Regions from separate parts of the Homo sapiens genome. Here region 2 is linked to region 1. Evidence: chromatin contacts called from ENCODE Hi-C or POLR2A ChIA-PET data. All regions are on one chromosome and are shown on one strand. The core of a region is the stretch at or near the end of the contact, and the rest is flanking DNA. Distances in the headings are between cores, read along the strand shown.

Evidence for each region. Hi-C counts contacts between places; a loop is a spot of excess contacts on that map. ChIA-PET counts read pairs that join two places held with the same protein, here RNA polymerase II (POLR2A). Pooled maps may share reads with other maps.
Region 2: a loop to region 1 is called in a map of HUES64, with 3 times the contacts of the local background. The contact joins the promoter of SIX2 here to the promoter of LINC01833 in region 1. A Hi-C loop is called at or near these places in 2 of 168 maps with a recorded cell type or tissue (HUES64 and naive thymus-derived CD4-positive, alpha-beta T cell), 18 of 37 single-sample maps with no recorded cell type and 14 of 50 pooled maps. POLR2A ChIA-PET finds 5 or more read pairs at or near these places in 2 of 52 experiments (AG04449 and H1).

The regions. Positions count from the first base shown.
Region 1 is chr2:44,934,222-44,941,025 of GRCh38, reverse strand. It overlaps LINC01833 (long intergenic non-protein coding RNA 1833), which reads left to right and starts at 1,827. Exons shown (of 2, transcript NR_147195.1): 1 at 1,827-2,203. SIX3-AS1 (SIX3 antisense RNA 1) reads left to right here. Exons shown (of 2, transcript NR_103786.1): 2 at 193-872. RefSeq lists enhancers at 659-1,158, 1,159-1,660, 3,079-3,611, 3,612-4,145 and silencers at 2,002-2,131, 3,126-3,205.
Region 2 is chr2:45,004,602-45,011,432 of GRCh38, reverse strand. SIX2 (SIX homeobox 2) reads left to right here and starts at 1,981. Exons shown (of 2, transcript NM_016932.5): 1 at 1,981-2,882; 2 at 4,948-6,251. The coding sequence starts at 2,323. The coding sequence ends at 5,263. RefSeq lists enhancers at 909-1,508, 2,513-3,286, 4,560-5,103, 5,104-5,647.

The DNA.
Region 1 (6,804 bases), core at 578-3,077:
CTCTTGCCTCCCCCATCGGTGCCCATGGACCGCATTCACCTCAACTCCCTCTTCATCAATTAGGCTTCTCTTTACTCCCTCCCCGGCCAAGGAGCCTCGATTTCCCCCACCACCCTGTATTTTAAAATAACAGTCCAAACAGTACACTTCTTTCCATCTTAAGAAGCAACTCAACTCTTTGTTTCTTCCCAGAATTCAGCTGCCTCTCTGAGGAGTGGTGGAGGAGCTGCGGGAGCCGAGAAGCCCAAGAGCCCTCTGGACCCAGAAAAGTCCTACAGATGCCCACTCCTCACCACACAACAGAAGGAGCTCTGGTCCTGCCTGCCAGCCCCAGAGGGCACTCAAACTTTGGAGGCCAGCCACCCGGATGAAGTGAATAAGGCCTGAAAATTGCTTGTTTGCTCGTATTGTAAAATAATAATAATTACCATTATTATTTTTAAACTGTCTAATTTCTCTAGGGAAAGTAACATCGAAAGCCTAAAACAGACGCCAAAAGGCCCATAGAACACAGAGGGCCCTCTCTGCCTCTGGCCACCACAGCCCCTAGGCCAGGCATGGGTATTTATTCTTAGGTATGTTGCTTTTAAGAAGCTGTAATCAGCATCTTGAGCCGGGCCTCCCTTTGTGAGGCTTCTGTAACTATGGAAGTGTGATTTACGCAGATTTGTCGGGGTCAGAGACGTCTTTCCCTGAGCACTGTGTATATTTAGACAGGACTCGGTTTGGTGTTAAAAAGTGTATATGTTGAATGGATTCACACACAGTAGCCAACAATGACCACATTGTCGGCCCGTGTACAACGCGTATTGAAACGCAGCGCCCAGACTTCAACTAATCTGCCCTCAATAAAGCTGAAATAATTATCCTAAGCTGCCTTTCCAGAAGAAAAATCATTGAGGAATTCAAAACTTTTTTTTTTTTTTTTTAAAGATCTTTTCTGCATTCCGATGCAGATCTGGGGGCAAGGCGCCGTGTCCACACCACTTTGGTGATCTCAATGAGGGAAGAGAGAAAGAGAGGTTGAGAGAGAATTTAAATGGGAAACCTAACGTGACTGGGGCTGTGAGTGTCCCAGCCCCTAAACCCCGAGCTGGAGCCCTGCTTAGGCCTTGACTCCCGCAGTGCCAGGCCTCTGAGGGCCGGGGAGAAGAGCAAGCCGACAAGTGCAAGCCTCCTTGGAGGATTCCGGGCGGCAGGGAGGCCCTGGGTCCGGCGAGGGGCCAATACTGGCTCACTTAGCCAGAGACAGCCGTGGGGTAGCAGGTCTTCAACACGACGACTGGGGCAGAAAAATATTCCTCCAAAGGGAAGACCTGCCAAGCCCCATTTCAGTGCTCTCTCCACTCCATATATATTTCCTCTCCTCCTGGCCATGAGTCCTTCTCCACGCAGCTGAAAGCTCTGGGCGGTCATTCACTGAGGGCCCAGAAAGAGCCCAAAGGTTGGGACACAAAAACAGACACTTCATGTTTTCTTCCCGATCCCTTTCTCTCGTAGGGGAAGGATTATAGGCTGAAGGGTGGGAGGGGGAAGGGGCAGGAGGAGGAAGCGGGGGAGGAAGGAATGAAAAAGGGGAGGGGAGTGGGTATTGTGCCGCGTGTGGGGGGAGAATTCCTACGGGTGGGTTTCCGAATATTGTGTTCAACTTTTTGAAAGCAGCTCGTGACCCCGAAACTGCATCCCCCGGAGCCGGGGACCCAGGCGCCGGGCGGGCGGGTGAACCCGGTCAGTCCCCTCCCCGTCCCCGAAACCCCCGCCTCCGGGTGGTGGCGACCTGGCCTCTCCCTGCCACTGCCCGGCCAGCCCCGGAGGGAGGCTGGGCAGGTGCTGCGGGCTCTGCCGAAAGCGCTGAAATAAAAAACCATCGCCACTCAGGGAGAACTGAGGCAAGTGGGGCTGAGACTCTGGCGACACCCCCGCCCCCCAGCCTCTGCCCCAGCGCCTGCCGCCCTGCCGCCCTGCCGCACCCCGCCTGCTTGGGTGGCGACCGCGGTTCCGGAACGCGAAGCAGGGCAGAGGGCTGCAGAGAGGCGTGTAGCTTTGTGCGCCAGGACCCGGTGGGGCAGGTGGCAGCCCCGGGCTGTCCGCGCCTCCCAGCAGAGCCGAGCTCGGCGCCGCCCACCGAGCCCACCTCGCGGTCCAGCCGCCGCCAGCGCCTTTCGGCTCTGGCCTGAAGCAGTACTCCCGCCTCCTGGAGCGGGTAAGTTGAGAGTCCGGAGAGCAGGGCAGGGAGGCGGGGCGGCTGGTCCCAGAGCGGAGGGCCGGACTGGCTCCCCGCCGGGCTGGGGGCGCAGGCTCCATAGGATCTCAGTCGAGGGGTTCTGAGTGCGTGTTTGGGTGGGAAGCAGGGCTGTGGAGCGCCAGAGCTTCCCCTCCCAAATTCCCAGGCGCTGGGCACTGGGGAGTGGAGCAGAAGCAGAGGGACCTTGGGTTCCGGGGCCCAGCGGCCTTCCACGCTGGTCTGGGAACCAAGCAAGCCCTAGGGCAGTGCGAGGACTGGGAAGGGACCCTGGGGGACCGCTAGAGGAGGTGGCGCGTGGAGGGCGCCTGCACCCTGGGGTCGCTCAGAGCGGAGAGTCTCGGGTGGATAGGTCAGCTTGCAGATCCTCTAGGTCTCTTCTCTGCTCTCTGGCCGCTCTGATTGCGGGATCTGGGACTTGGCGCCCGTACAGGCCGGGTCACCTGTGCAGAACAAATTTGCTGCCATCATCCCCGCTTCAATCCTGGCCCCGGCGATCTAAAATATCGCCTTCAGGTGGGGCAGGGAGAAAAGATGTCTTTGGGGTTTAAATAGTGTTCTCCTTGTACCCGGACCAACTGGCATTTATTTACAAATGTCACCCGCCACCCCAGCACTGGGAAAGTCTCAACCACATCTGGAGAACGCCCGAGAGACCTCCCACTCTCTCCTTGTTTTGGGTTACAGGGAAAGCCAACGGGTCTGCAGGCCTCCGGGAGACGAGGATCCGGAGGGTTGGGGCAGCTGCACCCACTTGGCCTTGCTCAGCTCTAAACAGCCGACCAGGAGGCCGGGGGAAGGTTTGCCCTGTGGGGGCAACGCCCCTTCCGGCTCCCAGGATGTCGGGAGGCGGAGGCTGGCCGGGTGGCCCGTAGTCTGGGCCTCCCCGCAAGCTGCAAACTGAGGCGCTTGGCGCGGGCGGCCAGGGAGGGCGCAGGGGAGCGCAGCACGCAGGCGGGGAGGCCGCGAAGCCCTTCAAGGACCCCGATTACTTTCCTTTGAAAAACAACAACAACAACTGCTCCCTCCCCGCACCCCCGCCCCCCGCCTTAGCCTCCGGGGACTGGCGCTCCAAGCAATTGTCGCCCCGGACAGTAAACACAGCTCAGTTGCCTCAACTTTCTCCATGCATAAAAGTTCCTGGCGTGCGGGGAAATTTGAATATTTGATCAGCCCCTTTGAGTGACCCTCATTAGTCCGGCGCCCTGCTAAGGCCGGGCATTGCAAGAAAGCTGCTGGGCTCGGCATTTGTACGCCTTGTTAGCGCAGCTTAATGAAGCCGCCCCGACGGCTCAAAGGCGGCCTCAGGGGCCGGCGACGCGCACCTCTCGGCACCCTGCTCTGCCTAATGAGCCCCGCCGCCCTCTAAAGGACCCTCCACCCCCCACATTCTGAAACAGGGGAAGTTTGGCTCTGTCTTGAACCACGGCACCTCCCACTGCCAGGCCCAGGAGGGTGGGCACAAACCCAGCCTAGCTGCCTGCAGTTACCCATTCCCAAGAGAGAGGGGCTGGAGAGTTGGGAGGTGTGAGCCATACTGGTTGGGGGCAGTGCAGGGAGGGGAGCGGGTGGCAGGAGAGGCTTTTGCTGTCTCAGGATCCAGCCCAGGGAGTGCACTGCCAGCCTCTCCCAAGTGGACCAATTGCAAATCAATTAGTCACTCCAGTTCCTTAAAGGTGCATCTGGACTAATGCTGGGGTGGCTGAGGGTCAGCCTTCCATCCTCCTATCACCTTAGGTTCCCTTGGCTTCCACTGCCCAGAGGCCACACACTTCTTCCCAAGGTTCCCCTTCTGAACAGCCAGACCTGGTGTGCCAGGACTTGGATTTGAGAAAGGGTGGGCAGCTCCCCTCCCTAACCCATCATTGCCTCCACCATTCACAGAGCCCAGTCACATGTTATGACAAGTGGCAGTAGGGAAGGCAGGGGACCACAGCCCGTCCTGCACTCCCCCTCAACAGAGGTATCCCTTCTTTGGCTTCTAGTCCCAGGGAGGCCTGGCAAAAAAAGTGCTATAGGCAAGACCACCCTGCAAGACTGGCCTGGCAGCCTGGCAGAGAGGCAGAGAGCCAGAGCCCTGGAAGGAAGGGAAACCAAAGCAGTCATCTACTTCACCTTTTCTTAGTGGGGCAGCTGACATGGCTGGCCAGTAAATATAAGACACCCTCTTAAAAATTGTGCTTCAGTCCTCAGGAAGTGTAGCCTTCCTTCCCTTTCTGTCTCCCCTCTCCTCTGATGCCCTTTTCCCTGGACAGTCGGAGCTCAAGGTCCTTCACTCCCTCCTTGCATACACAGCTCTTGGGCCCTTAAGGGTTACTTTTGGGGGGAATTAATGCTCTGGGCTTGGGAAGCAGGCTGCTCCAAATCCACACTCAGGACTTTCTGGACCCCACCCCCCAACACACAAACACAAACATGCCCAGGATCCCTCAGACACACAGTGGGCCTGGTCAGGTTGGTAACCTCAGGACCCCGTGCCCGCGTGAGCGTCTCTGGGAGGTCGTGGAAAGGAACCAAAAGGCCAGGTAGGCCCTGGGATACAGAGAGCCCTCCAAGTCCATCTGGTTTGCTTCTCTTCCTTTCTCTCTCCCTAGCTCCGCTAGCATGCCCTGCCCCATTTCCCATCACATAACCCCCTAACTTAACCCTAAACTGGCAATCTTTAGGCATCACCTCTGAGCTGGGCAAAGGCGGTGCCCGGGCCTTGATCGACCCAGAGGGCTAAAGTAGGGGCGGGGAAGGGAGGGGTGTGCGCTGCTGGTGAGAAAGGGGACCTGAGGCGAGGGTAGAACTCAGCCCTGTGGCCTCGAGGCCAGGCCCACCGGCTGCTCAGGGGAGGAGGCGAGGGGAGGGGGCTGGGAGTCCGCAGGCATCGGTCGGGGCAGCAGGGACCTCAGGCGTCGGCGTGGGGGGCTAGATCCGGAGGAGAGGGGAGGGGAGGCGGGGGTCGGGGGATCGCGCAGGGCGGAGGAGGGGTGCAGCTCTTTAAGAGCCACACGGCTGGCAGGAGAGGCGCGCGGCCCGGTGCTGGTAGAGCACTGACCCCGAAGGGGATTTAGCGGGAAGAGAGTGGCCGGGCTCTGGGGGTTTTGTCCGAGGGGGCCGGGAGAGGCCGAGACACAAGAATAAGGAGCGGCCGCGGCATGAAAGGCGGCGAGGAGAGGCAGCACTGCTGCTCTTGACTTCTGAGCAGGGCTTAGAGAGCCTGCCCCGGCTTAAGCCGAGCTGCTGGTGCTGACCCTGAGCGCCGAGTCCGCGAGCTCTGAGTCCGGAGCCTCCCAGCCGTGGAGCCGTGGGATGAGGGGGGCGTTGGGGGACAGGGCAAAGTCGATCTTGGTTGTACAGCCGCCCGATCCTAGCGCGGAGCTGCGAGCCTGACCGGCCGCGTCTGGCATGGTCAGAGAAAGAATTTTCTTTTCCCAACTCCGGCTTTTGGTTTTGTGTGTCCACCTTGCGCAACTCCGGAGCCAGCCGACCCCACATGGATTCTCAACAGGTGGCCGGGTAAGTCCGTTTAAAGAATTCTGGTTATATGGTCAGCCCCTCCCCGACCTTCTTCCTTTTCCCCTCCCTCTTCCCCCTTTGGCTGGGCCGGGTTCCCCGTGCTCCTCCCGCAGGCGACGGCTGGGGTGGTGGTGGGGGAAGAGGCGCCCTTCCCCTGGGGGTCTCTGGGCTCCGAGTTGCAGCCCAGGAAGCCTGGCGGGCGGCCCCCAAGGAGTTCCACCCGGTACCCCCAAGTCCCGATCACTCTTAGCTCCTTGGTCTGGGCCCTGGCGCCCTGAGAGGGGGAGGGAGAAAGAACGCGCAGCAGCACCTCAAAAGCCGAAGTCCCCGGGAAGGGGGACAGGGGACCCGGTGGCCGGGCAGCCTTTGTGTGGGGGTTTACGGCGGAAACAGAACTATTCTTCTTGTGTGAGAGGCCCGGGATGTGGCCAGGGGGAGCCCGCGCCAGCCGTACAATAGCCGGCAGAAGAGCGCCTCAGCAGCCGGGGTAGGAGTGGGGTAGGGTGGGGTAGACCTGGGTGGGGGAGGGGAGGGCGAGAGAAGAGGGAGGGGAAGCAGAGAAAGGCAAAGGCGAGAAATCCAGGGCGTCCGAGTGAAAAGTCGGAAAATGTTTCCAGAGCGCGCCACAAACAGGCGCGCGCGCGCGCTTGCGGGCGCATAGTCTCTCTGTCTCTCTCTCGCACACACACAAACACACTCTTACATGCTCACACTCATTCCACACATGGAGCCCACGCACGCGGTTCCTAGTCGTGCAGGGTCGCATGCCTGGGCACCCAAAGTGAACGCAGAGTAGAGCCGCCCTCCCACCCCCACCAACGGAGAGCCCTCCCGCCCAGCCACAGGCTCCCCGACTGGGGAGCTAGGAGGGCCCCCGGGGCTGGGGCACAGGGAGGATCTTACCTGCCGAAAGGTAAGGGAAGCCGGGAGCACGGAGCAGCGGCGGATAAATATTCATTAGTAAGTCTCTCCTTTTAAGCCGCGCGGTGCGCTCTCTGGCTCCTATCTCTCTTTCCCTCCCTCCCTCTGTCCTCTTGTGAGCCTCTCTCCCCCTCTCG
Region 2 (6,831 bases), core at 732-3,231, 70 kb before region 1:
CCCCTGTGCAGCAGTGCATAGGACTCTGGATAGGGTGGCCTGGACACAGCAGACCTCCTCCCAGCCCACAGATACAGACTCTAAAGATGCCACCTGGATTTCTGCAGAAAGCTTCCCCTTTCTGCACCCGCACTGGCTTGGGACCTACTTTGTCAGCCCTGTGGCCTCATTCAACATGCCAGGGTAGGCCCCTGGAAGCTAAAGTCTTAAGAGGAGTCCCAGGGTTCCATTCTCTCATGCCTACAACACTCCCAAAGGACTTCCGGAATGCTGCAGCACAGGGAAAATTTTTGAAATCTTGCAGAGAAGGAAATAAACACAAAGGCATAAATATATGCCTTACCATAGACACCAAGCAAAACCAAAAGTTGAACCCAGGGCTCTAGACTCCCATTCCGCGCTCCTAGCACAAACTCCATAGAAAGCATAAAAGGGTGGGAAAGAAGGAACTGGCCTAGACTCGGGTTCCATAGCCCTAGACTGGCTGAGGGCAGAGCCCAGGATTTGTGCTGGCTTGGGTCAGGCACTGAGTATGGCCCTAGGAGCTCCTGGCCTGCAGCAGCTGAGGGGGGAAGAGGAGGAAACTGAAGGAAGTGGAAAGGACATGTCCGGGAAGGAGCTAAGCCCCGGGCTTTTCAAAACGTAGAGCAAGAACACACCCATCCTCAGTTCTCCCACCTTTGTGCGAGCCCTTCTCCCACAGGACCAGCACCACATGTTTCCATTGGCACCCTGACAAAGAAGCAAAAAACAGGACCCCCTTTTAAAGCACCTCATCCCGGAGCTCAGCGAGCCGGTTCCCAGGCTGGAGTGGCCAGGAGCCGAGCCGATCCCCAGCGGCGAAGCGGGAGGACTGGGAATCTTGCCTCCGTTCTCCTCCCCGACCACCCACCGGGGAAGCCCCACCACCGTCCTAGAGTCCCTGCCGTCGCCCCTCTCCCCCGCCCCGGTGGGCAGACTGCGGGTCTGCGCCGTCCGGGGTTCTGCGTCGCAGCTGCCGGCCGGAGTCAGCTTCCATAGAGGCCACACGGAACTGCCTGGCGCTCCTCGGGCTGTGGGACCCGTGGGGTTAAGTCTGAGTCCCCGCCCGGCGAGGAGCAGAGAGCGCAGAGTTGGGGCGGTACAGGCCGCCAGGCAGCCGGCGGGGCTAGGAGAGGGAGGAAAGGCGGGATCCTCCGGGAAGTCGATTCTCCGGCGTCCGCCTGCGGCCACTGCCAAATCTTCCCCATTTCTTTCGTCTACTCCCTCCCCTTTTCCCTCGAGGACCGCTGAGTCCAGAGTTTCTAGGATGGGGGTGGGGCGCTGTCAGCAGAAAAAGCCAAGTCTTTGGGCGGCACCCGAGCACGTCCAAACTCTCCCATCCCACTGGCCTGCGCCGGGGTAGAATGTGCCCGGTGAACAGAGAGCCTGGGAGGGACGCGGTGACCTGGGGAGAAGGGGAACCCTGTAGGGTCTGGGCGAGGCTGCAGAGCCCTCTCCTAGCCAAAGCTGCCCAAACTTTCTTCCCCTGGAGTCTCCTTCCACCCCTCTCCCTCCCCTTCCTCCTGGACACCCCCTTAAACGGTCTCCGCCTTCCCTTCTCTCCTCTTCTCTCCCCACCTCGATCCACCCCTTTTCGTCTTCGCCCGCTCCCCCCGCTCTCCTGTCCTCCTCCTCCCTCCCTCTTTGGGCATCCGCCCCGTCAATCTCCGCCGCCGCCGGCCCCAACCCGGCCCCTCTCCGCCTCCCAGGCTCTCAGAGCGCCCCAGGCTCCAGTAGAGCCGCCCTCAGTTCTGCGCGGAGCGGGGCGATCTGTCAGCGGAGCCGGCCGGGGGGAGCCGCCCGGCCCGCCGAGGCTCGGGTTACCAGTGACTGACAGCGTCTCCATGGCGAATAATTTGACTCCGACTATTGTCTGGCGCTGGCAGGCCCCGGGTCAGATAACCGGACCAATCAGGGCGCGGGCCGCCGCGCCTCATGCCCGCTTAGAATAATATTATTAAGAAAGCTGAGAGCCAGCTAGACGGGAGGGAGAACGAGTGAGAAGCGAGCGAGGGAACGGCGGGCGGGCGCGGAGCATGCGGAGCGGCGCCCCGGGCGGCCCCCGGGCTTGGGCGAGGGCTTGGGCCAGGCGCGCGGGCCGTTGGGGTTCGGAGCTTCGTGGGACCCGCGGCCGGCGCGGGGACGTACGGCAGTGACTCGGGGCTCACCGGGGGCCAGTGCCGGGCCAGGGGGCCAGCCCCGCCCGCGTCTCGGCCCGGACGGCCCGGCGAGGAAGCTCCCATGCGGGACCGCGCGGCCCGGTGAGGGCGCGCGCGGGCGGGCGGGGACGCAGCCGGCACCATGTCCATGCTGCCCACCTTCGGCTTCACGCAGGAGCAAGTGGCGTGCGTGTGCGAGGTGCTGCAGCAGGGCGGCAACATCGAGCGGCTGGGCCGCTTCCTGTGGTCGCTGCCCGCCTGCGAGCACCTTCACAAGAATGAAAGCGTGCTCAAGGCCAAGGCCGTGGTGGCCTTCCACCGCGGCAACTTCCGCGAGCTCTACAAGATCCTGGAGAGCCACCAGTTCTCGCCGCACAACCACGCCAAGCTGCAGCAGCTGTGGCTCAAGGCACACTACATCGAGGCGGAGAAGCTGCGCGGCCGACCCCTGGGCGCCGTGGGCAAATACCGCGTGCGCCGCAAATTCCCGCTGCCGCGCTCCATCTGGGACGGCGAGGAGACCAGCTACTGCTTCAAGGAAAAGAGTCGCAGCGTGCTGCGCGAGTGGTACGCGCACAACCCCTACCCTTCACCCCGCGAGAAGCGTGAGCTGGCGGAGGCCACGGGCCTCACCACCACACAGGTCAGCAACTGGTTCAAGAACCGGCGGCAGCGCGACCGGGCGGCCGAGGCCAAGGAAAGGTACGAGTAAGTAGACCTTCTTCGGCGCCAGCTCCCCGGGGCCCAAGGGAGGGGTTCGCAGGGCTTCTGCCGGTCCCCCGGAGAGGCCTAAACTGGGCCCCCAGGCCCGGCCACAGCCCAGCGGCAGCCCGGCCTGACTTGGACGATGCTTAGGCCTTTCTATGCCGGAGACCCGGCGAGCAGGGATTTGTCTAAAGCGGGCAGAGCAATTCAGGAAGTTGTCAACTAACTACTCGGTCGCTAGAGGAAAAGGGTGGAGAAGCAGAGAGCTTCGGGGCAGCGCAGAACTGTGGGCCTGTATCCCCTGTGAGGCAGGCACAGTAGGTCTGGTCATCCTCAGGACAGAGGGGTTTGAGCCCAGATGAAAGGGGATTTGCAGATTTCTTGCTGGTGGTGCTTCCCGGCATTTCCCCCCAGCCTTAGCTCCAGGCCAAAGTGTGATGGGGTCGGGACTGGGGCTGGAACTTCCCTAGAATGACCTGGATGGGGAAAAGCCAGGCCATGAATTTTCGTTGTCACATGGAGTTGAGAGCGGGTCCTTTATCTCCTTAGAAAGGATCCAGAGGTGAAAGGGAGGAAGTGTCAGTTCTGGGAGAGAAGAGACGCATGCCCTGTTTTCTGCCTTGCTAGAGATAGCCGCCCTTCCCTGGCACTCCAGGCCCTTGATGCCTCTCTCCTTAGGCCCTACCTCTGATGGGTAGGTCGGAATGTCTGCGGTGAGCTGAGAGGCACAGAGGGGCTGGGAGTTGGATGTCCTCAGGTAAACCAGGACTTCCTGAACCAGCCTAAAGGTTGATCATTAGGCCCTTGCCACTGCCTGCCCTATAACCCCTCAGGACCTCAAACCTGGAGAGAAACTTATTATGGGAACAGAATCCAGCCCGGGGTAAGAGCAAAACAGGACACCTGGGGTTGGTGATATGGGGTGTGTTCCACCCTGAGTTTGAATGATCAGGGTCAGAGGTGAGGGTGCTGAACCAGAAACATCTTAGGGGGAGTGCTGCAGGCTCAGATACTTCCAGGTATCTGAGACCCTGAGGTTGGAGTTTCCACAGTGGTGAGGTCTCAGCTGCCAGCCCTGTGGGAAGCTCCCTCCCAGGAAAGCAGAAAGAAAAACCCTCCCGAAGCTGGTGACAAGAGATCCTACCCAGGATTTTAAATATCCAAATCTGGGGAGGAGCTGTCAGTCAAAGGCATAGAAGGAGGTGGGTTCTCTCTGCTGGGTCCCCCTCCACCCAAACCGGCATGTGATCAGACTCCTGAAAACCTGGGTTCTCAGACCAGGCCCCAGATGAGAGCTGCAGATTCCCGGAGTGGCTGGTTACAATGGAAAAGCCTCGGCCTTCTCCCAGGGGCTGCCCTTTATCCCCCAAGCTTCTGGTCTCCGAGCTGACGTTTTCACTGTACCACCACGGAAAGGGAGTCCTCCATCCTTGGACCCTTGTCTCTAGGCCCAGCAAGGAGAGCCCTCACAGGGCTGCCCAGTTTGGAGCTACAGGGAAAGGACGCTTAGCCCCAGGAGCCTGTCTCCCAGCCAGGGGTCTCCCTCGGGCAGAAAAAGCAAAGGGAAATGAAGTCTTGTGAGAGGCCCTAAATCCCTTGACCTGGGATCCAGGGTTCCTTAACCTGCTAGCCCCACATCTACCCAGCAAACCTGGCTTGTGGAGCCTAGAGTGATCTGAAAATCCAGGCATCGTCTCTTCCTCCCGGCTCACCCCACAACTTCAGGGAACCCTGTTCTCCTGCACCTCTGTTCCTGAAAAGAAATATTGGGGAAGGGGGGAAAGAGGAAATATAGAAAAGATATTGATGAGATTGACAGCATGAGAGGTGGGGACGATAAGGGCAGAGGGGCAAGAGAAATTGGGTGTTGAGAGATGGAGAGAACGGGCAGAAAGGAGAACCCAGACCAGGTCGAGGAAATGGTAGAAACCGAAAACACCCGCAGGCCACAAGCCCGGGATCTGTCTCCCGAGGCTGGTGGCTGGCTCTGACTGTGACTGAGATGGCGCTGGGTGGTCTCGATGTCCCTGCTGACCCCGCTGCTTTGCTCCCGCACTTGCAGGGAGAACAACGAGAACTCCAATTCTAACAGCCACAACCCGCTGAATGGCAGCGGCAAGTCGGTGTTAGGCAGCTCGGAGGATGAGAAGACTCCATCGGGGACGCCAGACCACTCATCATCCAGCCCCGCACTGCTCCTCAGCCCGCCGCCCCCTGGGCTGCCGTCCCTGCACAGCCTGGGCCACCCTCCGGGCCCCAGCGCAGTGCCAGTGCCGGTGCCAGGCGGAGGTGGAGCGGACCCACTGCAACACCACCATGGCCTGCAGGACTCCATCCTCAACCCCATGTCAGCCAACCTCGTGGACCTGGGCTCCTAGAACCCATTTGCCTTGATGAGCTTGCCTTTTGTGACTTGACACTGGGGACGTGGAGTGGCGGTGTCCAGGGGCGCCCCGCCCCTGCGGCCCCACCAGGTACTGAAAGACCCGCAGGCTGAGCGGGTAGAACAGCCGGGTAGGGCAGATAGCTGTCTATGTTGGTTCTTGTTTGGGATTTATTTTCAACAAGTTACTTTTAGGATCCTTTTGGGGCTGGAGACTGAGTCTTGAACCACAGAAGGGAATAAATTATACACCACTGTCATTCTCTCTCTCCCTCTGTCTCTTCCTTTTACCCTCTCTTGTCTTGCCTTTTCCCCCTTTCCTCTTCCTTTCCCTTCCTTCTCTTTTCTTTTTTCTGCTTTCTGTCTTTCTCCCTCTCCTTGTATTGCTTTCCTTCTAGATTTCTAGCTTGCCACCGTTCATTCTCTCCTTCTGTCTCTCCCTTTCTCTCTCCTTCTCTGTTTCTCCTCTCTTCTCTCCTGCCAGTCTCTTGTACTCTGTGTCCTGGTCCCTCCGTATGTACCCCTGTCTTTCTCCTCCTGACTGGTGGTCTATCTGCCCCTACCTCTGGCCCTCGCTTTACCGGAGTAGGGGGTGGGAGAGGGAAGAGGAGAGAAAATACAGGGACTTTGAACCTAGGCCATCTCCTGAGGCCTTTTCCCTCGCCCATGTGGGTCAGTGGGAGCTGCAGGTGTCAGCTTTTCGTCTAGTAACTTAAGTGAGAGAGAAAGGGCAGCGCCACAGAAGCCCCTAAACGCCGCCTCGTCATACGCCCCTCCTCCTTCTCTCTTGGCGAGGCCCCGCCACACCGCGCTCTTCCTCCCGGGACTGTGACTACAGCGCTCCCGGCTGAGCGCGCCCCCCGAGCCGCCGACTTGCCGTCTCCCCGTAATGCCCTCATGTGAATGTTCTTCGGGAAATATTTCTGCTTTTATTTTATAATAAAATTAGAAATCATAAATATATAAATGGTTATATGCCACAAGGCCCGCGGGCCGGGAGTGCAGCTGTGTCTGATTTCCCTACCAAGACTCGACACCCCGGGTGGGCCGTTCTGGTTGGCGATGCTCTCTGGTGAGTCCCGAAACAGCCAGACGCCTTCCTATACACACGACTTGTGTCAGTCGCTAGGTGAAGGCACTGAAATTCCTGAAACAGCTCCCTCCCTTTTCCTGGCTGGGAAAACTCGCTGCAGAAGCGGGGAGGGGCAGCCTGCTGCCCTCCCCACACCAGCGACGCGCACAGCCCTTGCCAGCCTCTTTCTCCACCTCGAGGTCGAAGTGGAAGACGAGAGAGCTTGTGCCGAGGGCGGGTACGTGCCTTCGGAGATGCCAAAGCTGGGGAAGAAATTGGGCCGCAGAAGTTTCCTGCCGCGCGTACTCCTTGGCGGTGGTTGCAGTCTCCGAGACTGGGCGCGATGCGCTGCGCGGATTTGCCGGTCCCAGGCTCAGACCCCCAGACTTAAGCTCCAGACGCCCAGTCCCGGTGCTGCGTGTGGCAGTGGAGCAAAGGTATTCGAGCTCGCAAACCTGCTTCTGTGGATTTGCAGTGAAACTGAAGGGTCA